2 separate regions of the Homo sapiens genome follow, and region 2 is linked to region 1. Evidence: chromatin loops called from intact Hi-C (ENCODE). Cell type or tissue: CD14-positive monocyte. All regions are shown on one strand. Each heading gives the region's core, and the rest is flanking DNA. Links, peaks and the distances in the headings are about the cores only. Region 1 holds the start of VILMIR (virus inducible lncRNA modulator of interferon response). Region 2 has its middle 15 kb from the start of RHOT1.

Evidence for each region. Hi-C counts contacts between places; a loop is a spot of excess contacts. Peaks named below come from ENCODE experiments on the same cell type or tissue, not always from the same donor. Only the 100,000 strongest peaks of a DNase experiment are listed, where the experiment ranks them.
Region 2: it touches region 1 in a loop (3-fold over the local background); 16 of 110 quality-filtered maps call a loop at or near these places.

Annotation. Positions count from the first base shown.
Region 1 is chr17:32,074,471-32,083,982 of GRCh38, reverse strand. It overlaps VILMIR (virus inducible lncRNA modulator of interferon response), which reads right to left and starts at 948. Exons shown (of 3, transcript NR_199605.1): 1 at 661-948. RefSeq lists an enhancer at 1-250. In CD14-positive monocyte, for the core only: no CTCF peak of the experiment used is centred there; a DNase peak (open chromatin) is centred at 4,042; H3K4me3 peaks cover 63 bases.
Region 2 is chr17:32,122,383-32,131,818 of GRCh38, reverse strand. No RefSeq gene overlaps it. Among named protein-coding and RNA genes, the nearest start is that of RHOT1, 15 kb to the left of the region's middle. RefSeq lists enhancers at 4,087-4,146, 4,207-4,426. In CD14-positive monocyte, for the core only: no CTCF peak of the experiment used is centred there; a DNase peak (open chromatin) is centred at 4,198; H3K4me3 peaks cover 1,907 bases; H3K27ac peaks cover 1,661 bases.

The DNA.
Region 1 (9,512 bases), core at 483-8,482:
GGGCTCCCAGCTCTGCAGCCGGCGCCCTCCCCGCGCCCAGCCTGGAGACCCCCACCCCACCCCGCAGGCGGAGGTTCCCAGAGTGGGGGAGGGGTTCCGGCGCGAGGCCCTCTAGTAACTTCTGGGCTGAGACCCAGCCACAGAGTCCCGGCCGATGGGACCCCCACCTCCCTATTCTCAGCCCTGGCATTGGCCAGAAAGGGCGCAGGAGACCCTCGGCTGCCCCTGGGGCCCTCTGTCTGCGGCCAGGTCCTCTGGGACACGTGTCCCCCCCTCCCCCCAGAACCCTCAGAGGTTCCCCATCTCCTCTAAGCCCTGTTTCCTTCCCCTCTTCTCTTCCATCTTGCCGCCTCACTCCCATCCATACAGCTCCTGCCTCCCTCGTCCTCTCCTGGCTCCCCCTTTCCCCTTCCCTGCTGCCTGCCCCCTCCCTCCACACCCCCTTCCCTGCGTGCTAATGGCCCGGTGGCAGGCGGCTCCGTGGCTGTTTCTGGGGGAGGCGGGTTTGCAGCCAGGGGAGATGTTGGAGCGGTTTGGGGAGGGGGAGGAAGAAAAATTATACATACGTAAATCTGGGATAATGACGGTGCTGCTAATGGGGCGGGCGGCGGCAGTTCCCCCAACAAACACACACCCCATCACACACACTCAGGGACCAACCTGGCTTCCTGACGCGTTTGAGGGTCCGTGGGCCCCGATCATCTCCTTGACTGGCCCTGAACCATCCCTGCTGCAGATATGGGGTCCATGCTCATTTGTGACATCAATGAAACATCCCCCTCCAGCCCCCCAATTCAATTTGCGGCTTGCCACTTTGCTTGCCCTGTGGCCTAGGGGTGAGTAGTTACCCCAGCAGGACAGGTGTGTTCACTTGGGTCTTTTACCCCACCACCAGCCTGGACCCCCACTCCTCTAGGTTTTCTGAGGTCACACCACCCACCACATGACATCTTTTGCATAACTGAAGGAAGGTCAGACGGATTTTCTTACCCTTTCTCCATTTCATAGCTGTGTGACCTTAGGCAAGTTAACCTCTCTGAGATTCAGTTATCTCTACTTGTAATTTGGGAATAATTATGTTCAAAGAACCTGAGGCTGAGGTGGGAGGATCACTTGAGGCAAGGAGTTGGAGACCAGCCTGGGCAACATAGCCAAACCCCTGTCTCAAATTAAAAAAAAAAAACTTTTTGAAAAAATAAGTCAAGTTAAGGGCCAGGCACAGTGGCTCACACCTGTAATCCCAGCACTTTGGGAGGCCAAGGCAGGTGGATCACTTGAGGTCAGGAGTTCAAGACCAGCCTGGCCAACATGGTGAAACCCTGTCTCTACTAAAAAAAAAAAGTACAAAAATTAGCCGGTATGGTGGTGCATGCCTGTCATCCCAGCTGCTTGGGAGGCTGACGCACGAGAATCCCTTGAACTGGGAGGCGGAGGTTGCAGTGAGCGGAGGTCGCACCACTGCACTCCAGCCTGGGCAACAGAGCAAGACCCTGTCTCTAAAAAAAAAAAAAGAGAGAGAGAACATGAATTCACGTTTGTGCTTCCCAACTCCTTCATCACTTGCCTGGATTTACTGAGGTTGCCTTGGCCACAGCCTCCTGGCTTCTGCCCTGGCCTCCATCATCCGTTTGTTTCGGCCTCAAGTGATCTGTTCGTCTCGGCCTCCCAAAGTGCTGGGATTACAGGTGTGAGCCACCGCGCCTGGCCAAAATTTATAAACCTTGACTCTTATTCTCGGTGTGTCCCACAATACCTGGCACCTACTAGATTTTCAAATATGCGTTGAATGAGTGAATTAAATAAATAATGTTGTGACTATGTAAGGATATAACTGATGTAAAGTTCTTGGCAGGTCGCCAGCATTCAATAAACCAAGATGCTGGGCACAGTGGCTCATGTCTGTAACCCCAGCATGTTGGGAGGCCGAGGCAGGAGGATAGTTTGAACCAGGGGTTCAAGAGCAGCCTGGACAACAAAGCGAGACCCTGTCTCTACAAAAATTACAAAAAAATTAGCTGGGTGTGATAGTGTATACCTGTGGTCCCAGCTATTCGGGAGGCTGAGGTGGGAGGATCACTTGAGCCTGGGAGGTTGAGGCTACAGTGAGCCAGGTTCCTGCGATCCAGCCTGAGTTACTGAGTGAGACCCTGTCCACATCCCCACAAGAGGTAAACTTATGTTCATCAAAAGACATGTACAAGGATGTTCATAGCTGCTTTATCTACAATAACCATTCACTGCAAACAACTCAAATATCTATCAGCAGTAAGATAAATACATTGTGATACATCTCCACAATGGAATATTATACAACAAAGAAAAAGAACAGGAAAACAGACATGACAATAGATTCTCACAGATACAATGTTGCGTAAAAGCAAGATGCCAAACCATGTATTTCCACTTACACAAAGTTCAGGGGTAGGCAAAACTAATCTATGATGAAAATGTCAAATTGGAGGATATTGACTGAGAAAGAGCATTTGGGAATTTCCTGGAGGGACAAATATGTTCTTCTGGTCTGCATGGTGGATACACAGGTATACATGTGTAGAAATTCACCACGCTGAAATTTATGATTTGTGCACTTTACCATATTCATTAAAAAAAAAAAAAAAGAGGAAGCCAGTCATGATGGCTTGTGCCTGTAATCCAAGCTACTCAGGAGGCTGAGATGGGAGGATCGCTTGAGGCCAAGAGCTCGAGACCAGCCTGGGTGATGCAGTGAGCCCTTGTCTTCATTAAAAAAAAAAAAAAAAAAAAAAAAGATTAGGCTGGGTGCAGTGGCTCACGCCTGTAATCCCAGCACTTTGGGAGGCCAAGGTGAGCAGATCACTTGAGGTCATGAGTTCGAGACTTGCCTTGAAAACATGGTGAAGCCCCGTTTCTACTAAAAATATAAAAATTAGCCAGGTTAGGCCAGGGACGGTGGCTTACGCCTGTAATCCCAGCACTTTGGAGGCCGAGGTGGGCGGATTATAAGGTCAGGAGTTTGAGACCAGCCAATATGGTGAAACCCCGTCTCTACTAAAAATACAAAAATTAGTCAGGTGTGGTGGGTGCCTGCCTGTAGTCCCAGCTACTCAGGAAGCTGAGGCAGAAGAATTGCTTGAACCTGGGAAGCAGAGGTTCCAGTGAGCTGAGATCGCGCCATTGCACTCCAGCCTGGGACACAGAGGAAAACTCCGTCTCAAAAAGAAAAAAAAATTAGCCAGGCATTGTGGAGGGTACCTGTAATCGCAACTCCTCAGGAGGCTGAGGCAGGAGAATCACTTGAACCTGGGAGGTGGAGGTTGCAGTGAGCCGAGGTCACACCACTCCACTACAGCCTGGGTGACAGAGCGAGACTCCATCTCAAAATAATAATCATAATAATAATGAAAAGAAATGATGCTGGATGCAGTGGCTCATGCCTATAATCCCAACACTTTGGGAGGCCAAAGCAGGAGGATCACTTGAAGCCAGGAGTTTGAGACCAGCCTGGGCAATGTAGCAGGACCCTATCTCTACAAAAACATATATATTTTAAAAATTAGCCAGGTGTGGTGGTGCATGTCTGTAGTCCCAGCTACTCGCATGGCTGAGGCAGGAGGATCACCTCAGTCCAGTAATTTGAGGCTGCAGTAAGGTGTGGTCATGCCACTGGACTCCAGCCTGGGCAATAGAGCAAGACCCTATCGCAAAATAAAAGAATAAAATATACAATAAAAATAAAACAGAGCAAAGAGAATGTCCCCTAGAGCCATGTGTGATCCATACGCTTTGTGAATCCTGACACCTCCTCTCCTTCGAGGTTGTACAACTGTCTTCCAAAGTTGGAAAAAAAATGTTTAAACCTGCCCAGATTCAGGAGGGAGGTCCCAGGGGTACCAGTGCCCTCCCCCATTTCCCAAGGACAACAAGGGTTTCCAGCCTCACTTGGCCTTGGGGTGTGCGCAGCTCGGTGTGAGGGCCAGTGGTTGATCTTGAAGTTTCTTTCCTACTCCCTCATCCGTTTCCTGCCCAAGCTGTGGTTCCAGCTGACTCCCCTATCAGAGGCTGCGAGTGAGTTCAGTTGTTATGGCAACGGGGCTGCGGAGATCCCCAGGAACCTGCTGGTCCGCCTCATTGCCTCACCGTATGGGGAGCTGCTTTTCCCCTTAAAAATGAAACGGGAGTGGGATGGGGGAGGAACCCCCTTCTTCTGCTCTGGAATGAAATGCCTCCCTCACCTGCTTTGTCGCAAACCCCCGGTTTGGAGAGGAGGGTCTGGATGGGACCCAGACTGTGGATAAGGATGGAGGGAGGAGAACTCCTGCTCCCTGGGTTTTAGCAGCCTTCCCAGGTCTCACAGAACACGAGGAACACGGTCTTTCTCCAGCTCCAACTTTTCTCATCTGTTCATTCATTTTTTCCACAGGAGGCATGAGGAGGTGAGAGATGGAAAGAATGCTGTCTGTCATTTGGAGTCAGAAGGAAAAGAAGGTTGAGGGTCTGCCAGCTCTGCTCTAGTGGTTTTTTCCTGTTTCACCTTTTACAAAATCGAGATAATCGTTTCTACTTGGTAGCGATATTGTGAGGTGTAAAATGGATTAATACATGCAAAATGCTTAAAGCAACTTCTGGCATACGGTGATCTCTCAACCAATCCATTGTTATTTTATTATTATTATTTTTTTGAGACAGAGTTTTGCTCTTGTTACCCAGGCTGGAGTGCAATGGTGTGATCTCGGCTCACTGCAACCTCTGTTTCCCGGATTCAAGCGATTTTCCTCCTCCTGAGTAGCTGAGATTACAGGTGCCCACCACCACACCCAGCTAATTTTTTGTTTTCTTTTGTTTTTTGTTTTTTTTTTTTGAGACAGAGTCTCACTCTGTTGCCCAGGCTGGAGTGCAGTGGCACGATCTCGGCTCACTGCAAGCTCTGCCTCCCGGGTTCACACCATTCTCCTGCCTCAGCCTCCCCAGTAGCTGGGACTACAGGCGCCCGCCACCACGCCTGGCTAATTTTTTGTATTTTTAGTAGAGATGGGGTTTCACCATGTTAGCCAGGATGGTCTCCATCTCCTGACCTCGTGATCCACCCACCTTGGCCTCCCAAAGTGCTGGGATTACAGGCGTGAGCCACCGCGCCTGGCCAATTTTTTGTATTTTTAGTAGAGATAAGGTTTCACCGTGTCAGCCAGGCTGGTCTCAAACTCCTGACCTCAGGTGATCCACCCGCCTCAGCCTCCCAAAGTGCTGGAATTACAGGTGTGAACCACCGTGCCCAGCAGGGAGACCCTGTTTCTACAAGAAAAAATTTACTGTGATCCCAGCACATTGGAAGGCCAAGGTGGGAGGATCACTTGAGCCTAGGAGTTCAAGTCCAGCCTGGGCAACATACATAGGGAGAACCCATCTCTTAAAAAAAGAAAAAAAGGAGAAATAATTACATGTAACCCTACCAGCAGTTTTGTGGGATTGCTATGATCATACCCATTTCACAGATTAGGTAACTGAGGTTTTAGTGCCCTGGAGATGAAGGCATTCTCTAGTCTCCCAGAAGCCCTGAACTCTTGAACAACCCCAAATGCTAAACTCAGCAGTAAAATGGCTGGTGGCTCCTACCTGAGGGTTCACAGAGGGGCTGCCTGTGCTTGCCTCCCAGCCCTTCCTTCCTGCATCCCAGCCCTTTCTTCCTGTGTATTAAGAGGGTTGCAGCTACTTCAGGGCCAGTGTCTCCACGAGTCATCATGACGGCTTCCTGATCATGGCTCTCTCTCTCTCTTTTTTTTTTTAAGACGAAGTCTCGCTCTGTCGCCCAGGCTGGAGTGCAGTGGCATGATCTCGGCTCACTGCAAGCTCCGCCTCCTGGGTTCACGCCATTCTCCTGCCTCAGCCTCCCTAGTAGCTGGGACTAGAGGCATGCACCACCACGCTCAGCTAATTTTTTTTGTATTTTTAGTATAGACGGGGTTTTACTATGTTAGCCAGGATGGTCTTGATCTCCTGATCTCGTGATCAGCCCGCCTCAGCCTCCCAAAATGCTGGGATTACAGACATGAGCCACCGCACCCGGCCGCCTCTCTCTTTTACTAACCACAGGGATTCAGAAAATTCTTCCTCCCTCGGGGCAAAAAAAAAAAAATAAATAAAAAATCATATATTATAGATGAACTGATGTAGTTTGGATCTGTTTCCCTGCCAAATCTCATGTTGAACTGTAATTCCCAATATTGGAGGTGGGGCTTGGTGGGAGGGGATTGGATCATGGGGGCGGATCCCTCATGAATGGCTTAGCGCCATCTCTTTGGTGCTGTCCACACAATTGTGAGTGAGTTCTTTGGAGAATTAGTTGTTTTGTTTGTTTGTTTTTTGAGATGGATTCTCGCTCTGTCACCCAGGCTGGAGTGCAGTGGTGCAATCTCAGCTCACTGCAACCTCCACCTCCTGGATTCAAGCGATTCTCCTGCCTCAGCCGCCTGAGTAGCCAGGATTATAGGCCTGCGCCACTGCGGCCAGCTAATTTTTTTGTATTTTTAGTAAAGATGGGGTTTCACTGTGTTGGTCAGGGTGGTCTCGAACTCCTGACCTCAAATGATCCACCTGCCTTGGCCTCCCAAAGTGTTGGGATTACAGGCTTGAGCCACTGCACCTGGCCTGGAGATCTGGTTGTTTAAGTGTGTGGCACCTCCCCTCCACCCCACTCTCTCTCCTGCTCCTGCTTTTGCCATGTGAAGTTCCTGCTTCACCTTCTGCCATGAGTTAAAGCTCCCTGAGATCTTTCCAGAAGCCAAGCAGATGCCAGCACTGTGCTTGTACAGCCCGCAGAACTGTGAGTCAATTAAGCCTCTTTTCTTTATAAATTACCCATTCTAGCCAGGTGTGATGGCTCACGTCTGTAATCCCAGCACTTTGGGAGGCCGAGGCAGGCGGATCACTTGAGGTTAGAAGTTTGAGACCAGCCTGGCAAACATGGTGAAACCCCATCTTTACTAAAAATACAAAAATTAGCCCGGTGTGGTGGCACACACTTGTAATCACAGCTACTTGGGAGGCTGAGGCAGGAGAATCGCTTGAACCCGGGAGGAGGAGGTTGCAGTGAGCCAAGATCGTGCCACTGCACTCTAGCCTAGGTAACAGAGTGAGACTCCATCTCAAATAAAATAAAATAAAGTGAAATAAAGTAAAATAAATAAAATAAAATGTACCCATTCTTTGATATTTCTTTACAGCAAATTTACCCATATAGGCAACGGCCTAATACATGAACCCTCTCAACCCCCATCCCAGTTCCCTCCTTACAGAAGCTACTGCTGTCTGTTTGGAGTGTATCCTTACAGACCTTTTTCTAAATGTTTACATACACCTATACCAGCTATATAAACACACTATTGATTTTGTGGGATATCTTAGTTTGGGTCCTCCCAAAGGCAGAGACCCTGAGACAAAGATTTGCAGGGGTAAGTTGTTGACCTGGGAGCAGATCCCAGGAAATAGCAACAGGGAAGCTGGGAAGTGAGAAAGGAATGACAGGTTGTGATTTGCAAAGATTGTCAGCCCTGGTATTGATCGTATTGCATAGGCTCTTCTTACAAAGTGCTGGTGCTCCTCTCGTGAGAGGCGGGGTGTATTAGTTCCTTCTCACACTGTTATGAAGAAATGCCTGAAACTGGGTAATTTATAAAGAAAAGAGGCTTAATTGGCTCATGGTTCTGTGGGCTGTACAGGAAACATAGCTGGGGAGGCCTCAGAAAACTTACAATCATGGTGGAAGGCCAAGGGGAAACATGGCTGGAGAAGGAGCAAGAGAAAGAGCAGGGAGGTACTATACACTTTTAAACAACCAGATCTTGTAAGAACTCACTCACTATCACAAGAGCAGCAAGGGAGGACTCTGACCCCATGATGCAATCACCTCCCACCTGGCCCTTCCTCCAACACCAGGGATTACAATTCAACATAAGATTTGGGTGGGGGGGGATACAAATGCAAACCATATCACAGGACCTGTGTTCCCACCTCCTAAACCTGGGTGGGACTTGTGACTGCCTGGCAAATTCTAAAGTTTTTTGTAGAGGTGGGGTCTTGCTGTGTTGTCCAGGCTGGTCTCCTTGGCCTCCCAAAGTGCTGGGATTGCAGGTGTGAGCCAACATGCCTGGTCCAATTTAGATTTTTTTTTTAAGATGGAGTCTTGCTGTGTTGCCCAGGCTGGAATATAGTGGCACCATCTCGGCTCACTGCAAGCTCTACCTCCTGGGTTCAAGCAATTATCCCTGCCTCAGCCTCTCAAGTAGCTGGGATTACAGGTGCCTGCCACCATGCCCAGCTAATTTTTGTATTTTTAGTAGAGATGGAGTTTCGCCACATTGGCCAGGCTGGTCTCGAACTCCTGATCTCAGGTGATCCACCCACCTCCGTCTCTTAAAGTGCTGGGATTACAGGCACGAGCCACTGCACCCGGCCCCAATTTAGATTTTAAAGAAATTACTAAGGCTGCTAAACCTTATGTTGCTCTTAGCCCCAAGGGCGCTGAGAGTTGGGTTTTCCCAATCCCAGGCTTCCTGGGTATAGCTCAGACCACCCTTAAGTTTTCCACCCATGCTCCCTCATCCATTCTTTCTTCCCTTCTACAAATTTTCCCCTTCTCTGTTGGCCAGGAACATTTATGCAATAATGTCACACCAGTGACTACCAGAGCTGAATGCCGATAGAGTAACAGAATGCTAAGATGGACATTTCAACCAGGCAGACACAACGACTAGCAATGGAAGCCAGACCACAGTGAAGATCTTTTCTTTTCTCTTTTCTTTCCTTTTCTTTTTTTTCTTTCTTTCTTTTCTTTCTTTCTCTTTCTCTCTCTCTCTCTCTCTCCCTCCCTCCCTCCCTTTTTCTCTCTCTCTTTCTTTCCTTTCTTTCTTTTTTTTTTTTGAGACAGAGTCTCACTCTGTTGCCCAGGCTGGAGTGCAGTGGCGCAATCTCGGCTCACTGCAAGCTTGGCTCACTGCAACCTCCGCCTCCCAGGTTCACTCCATTCTCCTGCCTCAGCCTCCTGAGTAGCTGGCACTACAGGCGCCCGCCACCGCGCCCGGCTAACTTTTTGCATTTTTAGTAGAGACGGGGTTTCACCGTGTTAGCCAGGATGGTCTCGATCTCCTGACCTCATGATCTGCTCGCCTCGGCCTCCCAAAGTGCTGGGATTACAGGCGTGAGCCACTGCGCCCAGCCCTTCCTTCCTTCCTTCCTTCCTCTTTCTTTCTCCTTCCCTCCCTCCCTCTCTCCTTCCTTCCTTCTCTCTCTCTCTTTTTTTTTTTTTTTGAGACAGTCTTGCTCTGTCACTAGGTAATCTTGGCTCACTGCAACCTCTGCCTCCCAGGTTCATGCCATTCTCCTGCCTCAGCCTCCTGAGTAGCTGGGACTACAGGTGCGCACCACCACACCCGGCTAATTTTTGTGTTGTTAGTAGAGATGAGGTGTCACCATGTTGGCCAGGCTGGTCTCAAACTCCTGACCTTGTGATCTGCCCACCTTGGCCTCCCAAAATGCTGGGA
Region 2 (9,436 bases), core at 395-8,394, 48 kb before region 1:
TCCCTAAGAGGTACATCTCATAATTTAAATCTCCTCTGCCTTCCTCCTCCCCACCCCATCGATAGCCCATGCTAGCTTGGCCTGTGTGACTGTGTCCCATTCCTTCTAGCAATCTGCTGTCCCCGCTTGGCTGTGTTAATAGATTGCCCCTGGCCTCCCAAAATGCTGGGATTTACAGGCATGAACCACTGCACCTGCCTGCAATTAAAATTTTTAAAAATGTGGCCGGGCATGGTGGCTCATGCCCGTAATTCCAGCACTTTGGGAGGCTGAGGTGGGCGGATCACCTGAGGTCAGGAGTTTGAGACCAGCCTGGCCAACATGGTGAAACCCAGTCTCTACTAAAAGTACAAAAATTAGCCAGGCATGGTAGTAGGTGCCTGTAATCCCAGCTACCCGGGAGGCTGAGGCAAGAGAATCGTTTGAACCCGGGAGGCAGAGGTTGCAGTGAGCCGAGATCATGCCATTGCACTCCAGCATGGGGAACAAGAGCAAGACTTCGTCTCAAAAAAAAAATTTTTTTTTAATGTAGGTATGATGGTCTCTATGAACCAGACTGAGAATCTACCACTGCCAGGTTTATTCTGTTCCCCATCCCCCCACAGGGCCTTACCCTAGGCACTTACTTCAGGGTGTTCAGGACAGGCTGGTCTCTCTGCTTGACAGGTGCTATGATTTGAATGTGGTTTGTGCCAACCAAAACTCATGTTGAAATTTACTTGCCAACATGATGGTGTTTGGAGGCAGGGTCTTTAAGAGGTGACTGGGTTATTAGGATGGATGAATGACTTCCTCTGGGTGGGTTATCGAGAGAATGGATTAGCTCTCCTGAGAGTAGGTTGTTATAAAGCAGGTCAGCCTATTTTGTCCTCTCTCTCTGGCACATGCTTGCTTGCCCTTCTGCTTCTCTGCCATGTTAGGACACAGGTCAAAGGCCCTCACCAGAAGCTGACCAGATGAGCTGCTCAATCTTGGACTTCCCAGCCTCTAGAACTGTGAACCAAAATAAATCTCTTTTCTTTGTAAATTACCCAGTCTCAGGGTGCATTCCTAAGGTGTATCAGATAACTCTGGGTGACAAGACAGGCAGAACCTCATTATCAGCCTCTCAAGCCTGAGTGAAATGTTTTCATTTTAATAATTGTGGAGTGGTGTCTCATTAATGGTTTTAATTTGCATTTCCTTAAAGAGTGATGATGTTGAACATCTATTCAGTTGGTTATTTATGCCTGTGTCTCTTCTTTTTTTGCATTGTCTGTTCCAACATGTTGCCCATTTATAAACTTAGATGGTTTTCTCATTATTTAATTTTGAGAGTAATTTACATATTTTGGATGAGAGTACTTTTTTTTGTTGTTGTTGGTGTTTAACAAGACTTGACAGATGCAAGCACTTTATCAGAAATCTGATTTTCAAATATTTTCTCTCAGCCTGTGACGATCTTTTCATTTTTTCAACAGCGTCTTTTGAAAGCAGTTCTTAAATTTTTTTGAATGTGCCAAACACATTCATATTTATTTTCTTTTTTTAAAAGTAAATAATAAACAGCAGTTTATCAGTTTGTTAAACAAAAAAAATGACAGGCTGAGGTAAGTCTCCATCAGCCAAAGTTTATTGAGTCCAAGCTTGAGGAAGTGCCCAGGAAAAACACAAGGCACAGAAAGAGTCTGTGGCATGGATTCTCTGAAGAGGTTTTAAGGAGATTTAGTATTTATACATATCCTTAAACAGGGGAAGGCATGGCCAGGCACGGTGGCTCAAGCCTGTAATCCCAGCATTTTGGGAGGCCGAGGCAGGCAGATCACCTGAGGTCGGGAGTTGGAGACCAGCCTGACCAACATGAAGAAACCCCATCTCTACTAAAAATACAAAATTAGATGGGCGTGGTGGTACATGCCTATAATCCCAGCTACTCGGGAGGCTGAGGCAGGAGAATCGCTTGAACCTGGGAGGCGGAAGTTGTGGTAAGGCAAGATCACGCCATTGCACTCCAGCCTGGCCAACAAGAGCGAAACTCTATCTCAAAAAAAAAAAAGAGGGGTGGGGAAGGCATGTAGGATGAGGGGCAGGTAAGTAGTGAGACAGGGAATGGTTATATTCTTGTGAGACTTTAGTTAGTGCCCAGTAGATCTGCATTTTACATAAGATAAGGTGAACTTCTGAAGGAAAAAAAGGGAGTAAAGGAAGAATTAATTGTGCAGGTGTCTCCGGGTAGGTGGAAGCATGATTAATCTCATCTTCGCTTTGTTCTGCACCTGGAAAGATAAGCTTGGAATCAACATTATCCGTGTAGAAAGGAACAACATTGGTTTCAGGAGCTACATTTAGATTGCAGACCTAAAGTTACAATCAACATGCCCTCATTTTACGGGTGGATATACATCTTGACATCTTGAAAGTTTTTGAGGCAGCAAAATATTTAAGTGTGACTGATTTGTGGGGCAAACATCTGGAGCTGCCTGAGGCCTTTTGCATCCTGTGGGGGTCTGGCTAATGCTTCATGCTTTCACACAAGCTTGTGAAGTAGCAGCTTTGCACTTGGCAAAAGCATGGCAGTGTTGTGTGGCACAACCTCCAGGCTTAACTTTCTCTTTGGCATAAGGAGTTTGGGGATCCTGAGATTCTTTTTATTTTCCTTTATAAGTTTTACTTTTTTAAAACCTAAGCTTAACATTACATATTTAAACAACTGTCAAAACTTACTAAGTTGCCAGCCAGCATTCACGCACAACTAGAAAACATGCTTAATTTATATTAAACCAGAAATATATTACCATTAATATCTTTCAGTACTAAATACTGGGGAAAAAAAGCAATTATTTCTGTAGAAGATTCATCCTGAACAATGTTAACTTATCAGCAGGCTGACACCACTTGCATCACATTTCAAGAAAAATTGAAAATCAGATACATTGGTAGTGTACAATCTTGTACACTACCGAAGAATCATAGCTGGATGGGTGCAGTGGCTTCCACCTGTATTCCCAGCACTTTGGGAGGCTGAGGCGGGAGGCTTCCGTGATAGTTAAACTCTGCCTGTTGAAAAAAAACAAACCGGGGATGGTGGCAAAGTCACGCCTGTAATCCCAACACTGTGAGAGGCCGATGCAGAAGGACTGATTGAGTCCAGGAGCTTGAGACCAGCCTGGGCAACATGGAGAAACCCTGTCTCTACAAAAAATACAAAAATTAGCTAGGCATGCTGGTGCATGCCTGTAGTCCCAGCTACTCGGGAGGCCTAGGTGGGTGGGAAGATTGCTTGAGCCTGGGAGGTTGAGGCTGCAGTGAGCCAAGATGGAGCCATAGCCTGGGTGACAAAGCGACACCCTGTCTCAAATAAATAAATAAATAAATGAGTCACAGCTTACTTTGGATTATGTTTAATTAAGAAAAGCAAAGTGCATACAGAGATTTATAACTTTAAAAACAAAAAAAAAAAGTCTTTTTATATGATCCAAAGAATAAACTCAAAAGTCCATGACAAATAGAAGTTCTAAACAATTGTTTACAAATACTTTAGGTATAATTACAGTAAAAGTCAAGTTCATTTGAAATCACCAAAAAAAAAGTTTCAGGTTGGACACGGTGGCTCACCACCTGTAATCCCAGTATTTAGGGATTTTCTTACAATAAAAGGCATACAGGTTGATTATTTTAGGCATACAGGTTGATTATTTTAGGCATACAGGTTGATTATTAAATGACATGATTGCCCATATATAAAATTTTAAGGAATCTAAAAACAAAAAACAGCTTCCAAAACTAGTGAGTTTAGAAGCACAGAGGATGCAACATAAATATATGAAAATCGATTGTATTTCTATATAGTAACAAAAAACAAGTAGACACTAAAATTAAAACTACTATGTTGTTTATAATCATTCGAAAAGGTAAATACTTAGCTATAAATCTCACAAAACATGGACAGAACTCATAAGCTGAAACCTACACAGTGCTGAGGAAAACAGTCCCTGGATCATCCTGCAGCCTGGAGGGCACCGCCTCGGCGGCCCGGCTGACTCTCACGGCCCTGGGACTTTCAGGGTGGAGCGTGAACAGGCTTCCGGGAAACATCTTCCATCAGCCAAACCGTCCCGCTGCCTTATTGAAGAAGTCCATCTTCCAGTTTTTCTGCTCATATCTCTGAATCTCTCCTTGGCAAAGGCTCACGTGGGCTCCGGCACGGGCGTCATGCGGAGGACAAGGAAGGGGAGCCGCGCGTCTGGGGGTGACTCCCGGAGCCCCGCCTGCACCCAGGCCCGCCCTTCCTGCGCAGTGGCCCTGCCTGAGGCTGCTTTCCACCAGCGGGAATCGAAACTGATCTAGATGAGAACACATATGTGGAGGGAGGAGACTTGGCTAGAAAGGAGAAAGAGCAAGAACACCTTTATGAGGCAGAGAAGGGACAGTGACGAGGATTAGGGTTCAGGGCTGCAGGCTGCCCCCCTGCTGGTCCCCCAGCTCAGGCCCCTCCCCACCCCTCCCTCTAGCCGAACTCTCATCAGCAGGACCAGGCAGCACAGGGCTTGGCCCAAAAAGAACAAATTGAAGTTATTCAGAGAGCTGAGGAAACCCCTCTTATAGGCATCAACTGGTTTCCAGGAAAAGAGAGATGTTAATAGCTGACCCCACCACTGCAATGACTCTTTTGAGCCCTAAAGCAAATAGAAAAATCACTGGGGTAGGGAAGAAACATTTCGCATAGTGGTGCTCAGACTTTGGTAAGACAAGAATCTTCCAAGATTTGGGTGCTTGGGGGTAGGGCTAGAAATGTGCATTCTCTTTTTTTTTTTTTTGAGATAGGGTCTCGGTCTGTTGCCCAGGCTGGAGTGCAGTGGCTCAATCATGGCTCACTGTAGCCTCGACCTCCCGGGCTCAAGTGATCCTCCCACCTCGGCCTCCCAAGTAGCTGGGACCAGCGACATGCACCACCACGCCCCGCTAATTTTTTACTTTTTTGTAGATGCAGAGTCTTGCTATGTTGCTCAGGCTGGTCTTAAACTCCTGGGATCAAGTGATCCTCCTACCTTGGCCTCTCAAAGTGCTGGGATTATAAGTGTGAGCCACCATGCCCAGCTGAAAGCTGCATTTTCAGCAAGCCTCTCACACAGACCTTGGTTTTGTGGGCCCTAAAGATTACAAATATAGGGGGCATCTTTAAGAAAAATAATTTCTTTTTTTTTTTTTGTCTTTGAAACAGACTCTGGCTCTGTCACCCAGGCTGGAGAGCAGTGGCATGATCTCTGCTTACTGCAGCCTCCACCTCCAGGACTCCCACCTCAGCCTCCCAAATAGCTGGTACTACAGGTGCACACCACCACGCCCAACTAATTGTTACATTTTTTGTAGAGACAGGGTTTCCTCATGTTGTCCAGGCTGGCCTTGAACTCCAGGGCTCAAACGATCCTACCACTTTGGCCTGCCAAAGGCTCGGATTACAGGCATGAGCCACCGTGCCTGGCCAAAAAATAATATCTTACTTTACAAAACTAGATGAGCATCTGTGTGCATTGCTAGTGGGGCCCCACACAAGGGAAGGACCCTGCGGCACAAGCCTCGTAGCCCTTCCCATGAGTCCACTTCTGAGCCAAGAGGATTTTGATGCAGGAAGAAAGAGCTTCCTTGAAGAAACACAGACCAGTGCTTTAGTCACAGCATTACTGAGCACCTGCTGGGTGCCAGGCCCTGAGCTTGACTGTGGGGACCACAAACCAAGAGGGCACTGACCTTTCCCACCATGTATCATTAGAGTTGGTGGTTATGAAAATTATTAAATGCACTAACACGCTATGAAGGAAATGTAGTCAGTGTTCTGGGGGGAGAAAAGGGGGCCGGCAGCTAAGTGAAACCAGGCAAGTTACTTTAAATCTCCAAGCCTCAGTTTCCTCATCTGTAAAATGGAGCTCATCACAGAACCTATTTCATAAGGTTGTTGTGAGGATTAAAAGAGCTAATGCCTGTGAGGTACTTAAGTCCGTGCCCGGCACAGAGTGAGCACTCTAAGTTATATCTGTGTTTTTGCATATCGGACCTGTGATTGGTGAGACCAGGGTGGACTTCAGGGAGGGGGTGGGCCTTTGGTTTAGGACAGATGGTGCATTCCAGGGACTGCAGGGAGAAGGAGTAGAAGAGCACGCTCCTCTCTGTGTGTGCACTTGTGTGTGCATGTGTGTGTGTTTGTGCACGTGTGTCCTCAGGGAGAGATGAGCAGCTCCTTGTGACTGAAGAGCAGACATCAAGAAGGAGGCACTTAGACACCAGGTGCTGCAGAAGCAGCAGGGTCCCAGTCTGGAGGCCTCGTATTCCAGGCCAAGGAGATTAGACACTGGGTGCTGGAGAAGCAGCAGGGGCCTGGTTTGGAGAAGTGGGCAGGGGACTGATCTGGAGGCCCTTGTGTTCCAGCAAAGGAGCTCAGACTTTCTCCTGAGCAGTGCGAAGCATCACTGAAGGACTGTAAGCAGAGGAGTAAGAAAGCAGGTTTTGTGTGTCATAAAAATACTCGAGTGGTAAAGAGGCGGAGGGATTGGAGGAGGTAAGACAAACCGCAGGAGGCTGTCTGGGAGGCAGTACAGACATCCAGCTGAGACTCGCACTCAGCTCAGAGCCTGGGCAATGGCAGTGGGACAGAGACAGGCCAAGTAACTGGCCATTTGTGTTATGAAAAGTGCTGTTTCACAGCTTCCTATTACTCACAGTAAAGAACTGCAGCAGGGCTGGATAAGGCCATGGTACAATATTAACTTCACAGAGATAGCAGGTCATCTGATATGAAACCACTCCCTGGCAGACGCCTGGTCTGTCTGGCAACCATGTTGGCACCGTAATCCCATTTCATTTTTTTTTTCTTTTAAGACAAAAGTTTCCCTCTTGTTGCCCAGGCTGGAGTGCAATGGCCCAGTCTCAGCTCACTGCAACCTCCTCCTCCTGGGTTCAAGCGATTCTTCTGCCTCAGCCTCCCACGTAGCTGGGATTACAGGAGACTGCTACCACACCTGGCTAATTTTTGTGTTTTTAGTAGAGGCGAGGTTTCACCATGTTGGTCAGGCTGGTCTTGAACTCCTGTCCTCAGGCAATCCACCGGCCTCGGGCTCCCAAAGTGCTGGGATTACAGGTGTAAGCCACTGCGCCCGGCCCATGATCCCATTTCTGAGCACATACAATCAATTCTCATAGTGTGGTCCCCTCTGCCCATTTCTCTGTGGGCAAGAGGTTCTGAAATACCCAATATAAAACACTGTGATGGGGCCAGGCACAGTGGCTCATGCCTGTAAATCCCAGCGCTTTGGGAAGCCGAGGTGGGCGGATCAGTTGAGCTCAGGAGTTTGAGACTAGCCTGGACAACATGGCAAAACCCCGTCTCTACAAAAAATACAAAAATAAAAAATAAAACACTGTGATGGGAGTGGGGGTTTGTGTGGGACAGTTCAGTTGGCACCCATGTGGAGTTAATCAGACCCCATGGAGCTACTCAGATCAAAGTGATTTAAGCATTTTTTGTCTTCATGAACAAAGACAAGTTCCAGAGGTACAGCCTAAACTTCAGACCCTCAAGTTTTGGCTGGAGTGAGTGAACCAGAACAGTGAGTCCCAATCTTTTAAGGGAAGCATAATTTATATAAAGTAAGGCCTGCGACAGGGTCAACATTAGAATGGGCTCGTAGTGAAATAAGAGCCCTGTGAAACTTCCTGTGGAGTTACACAAATTACAAATCCACCAGGACTTTCCCCAGTGTCCAACTTCCAAAAATACTGTGTGTATAAAACAGTAACGTAATTCAAAGAAGTTATCCAAATTGCTCATGTCAACATGTTGCTTACTGAAATAGCCATAAAAAAACAAATCCCGCTGGGCGCTGTGACTCACACCTGCAATCCCAGCACTTTAGGAGGCAAGAGGATCATTTGAGCCCAGCAGTTCGAGACCAGCCTGGACAACATGGCAAAACACTGTCTCTACAAAAAATCAAAAATAAACTGGGCATGGTAGTTCATGCTTGCAGTCCCAGCTAATCGGGAGCCTGAGGTGGGAGGATCACTTGAACGTGGGAAATGGAGACTGCAGTGAGCTGAGATCATGTAGCTTGGGCAACAAGCAAGACTGTTTCAAAAAAAGATAGAAAGAAAGAAAGAAAGAAAGAAAGAAAGAAAGAAAGAAAGAAAGAAAGAAAGAAAGAAAGAAAGAAAGAAAGAAAGAAAGAAAGAAAGAAAGAAAGAAAGAAAAGAACAAATCCCATGCCTTCTTTGAGAAAAAATGTTATTTTTTAAAATCAAGATTTGAAGACATATCTTTGCAGAAATGTTAGAACAGCAATCTGGGGTTAGTCAAAGGTATGTAATAAAAAATTTGAAGTACAGATCAATTTAAAGAAGAATATTAAATAAATAGTGTTGATGGCACATGGACACAGGAACATTCAGAAATGTGGCATGTGGTTGGCTGAAATATTAGAAGCACCAGTTTAGTCATTCAGCCTCATTGCAGTTTTCAGATGCGATTCTGAGGCACAGAGAGGGGAAGTGACTTTCTCAAGGGATCATTGTATAGTTGAGGATTACTTTTGGGAGCATTGAACAGAAAACCCCCAAATGTAGAGGCTTGAACAAGATAGAAGGGTTTGTTTTTCTCTCATATGAAAAAGGCTGGCGGTCAGCCATTCAGGTCTGGGGTGGCAGCCCCACTGTTCCTGGGGACTCAGCTCCTTGTATTTTCTCCTGAATCACCCTTAGTTTGTTACTTCATGAACTAAAATGGCTGCTGGAGCATCAGCCATCGCATCTGTTATTTCAGGCAACATGAAGGAGAACAAGGCGAAGGGGCAAAGGGCACTCCTCCTCTCAGACAAGTTAGCTTGCTCCCTCTAAGAAGCCTTCCTGGGGGTCCCACGCAATTCAACTTCACCCCATTTCCGGATCTTATTCACGTGGCTACTCATAACTGCAAGGGAGACTGAAAAGCAGTCTTATTGGGTATATTGTCACCCTAAACAAAATTGGGGTTCTGTTACGGGCATATCCAGGATTTTTAGTGGGTCCGGAAGCTTTTGCAATTTCTCTTTAAGAAAATATACAAAATTGGCCGGGCACGGTGGCTCATGCCTGTAATCCCAGCACTTTGGGAGGCCGAGGCGTGTGGATCACGAGGTCAGGAGATCGAGACCATCCTGGCCAACACCGTGAAACCCCGTCTCTACTAAAAAAAATACAAAAACTTAGCTGGGCGTGGTGGCAGGTGCTTGTAGTTCCAGCTACTCGGGAGGCTGAGGCAGGAGAATGGCGTGAACCTGGGAGGCAGAGCTTGCAGTGAGCCGAGATTGCACCACTGCACTCTAGCCTGGGCGACAGAGCGAGACTGTCTCAAAAAAAAAAAAAGAAAATGTACAAAATTGTGAATACAAAGCCAGGTACTGAAGTAAATATGTGTTTAGAAGAAACAAAG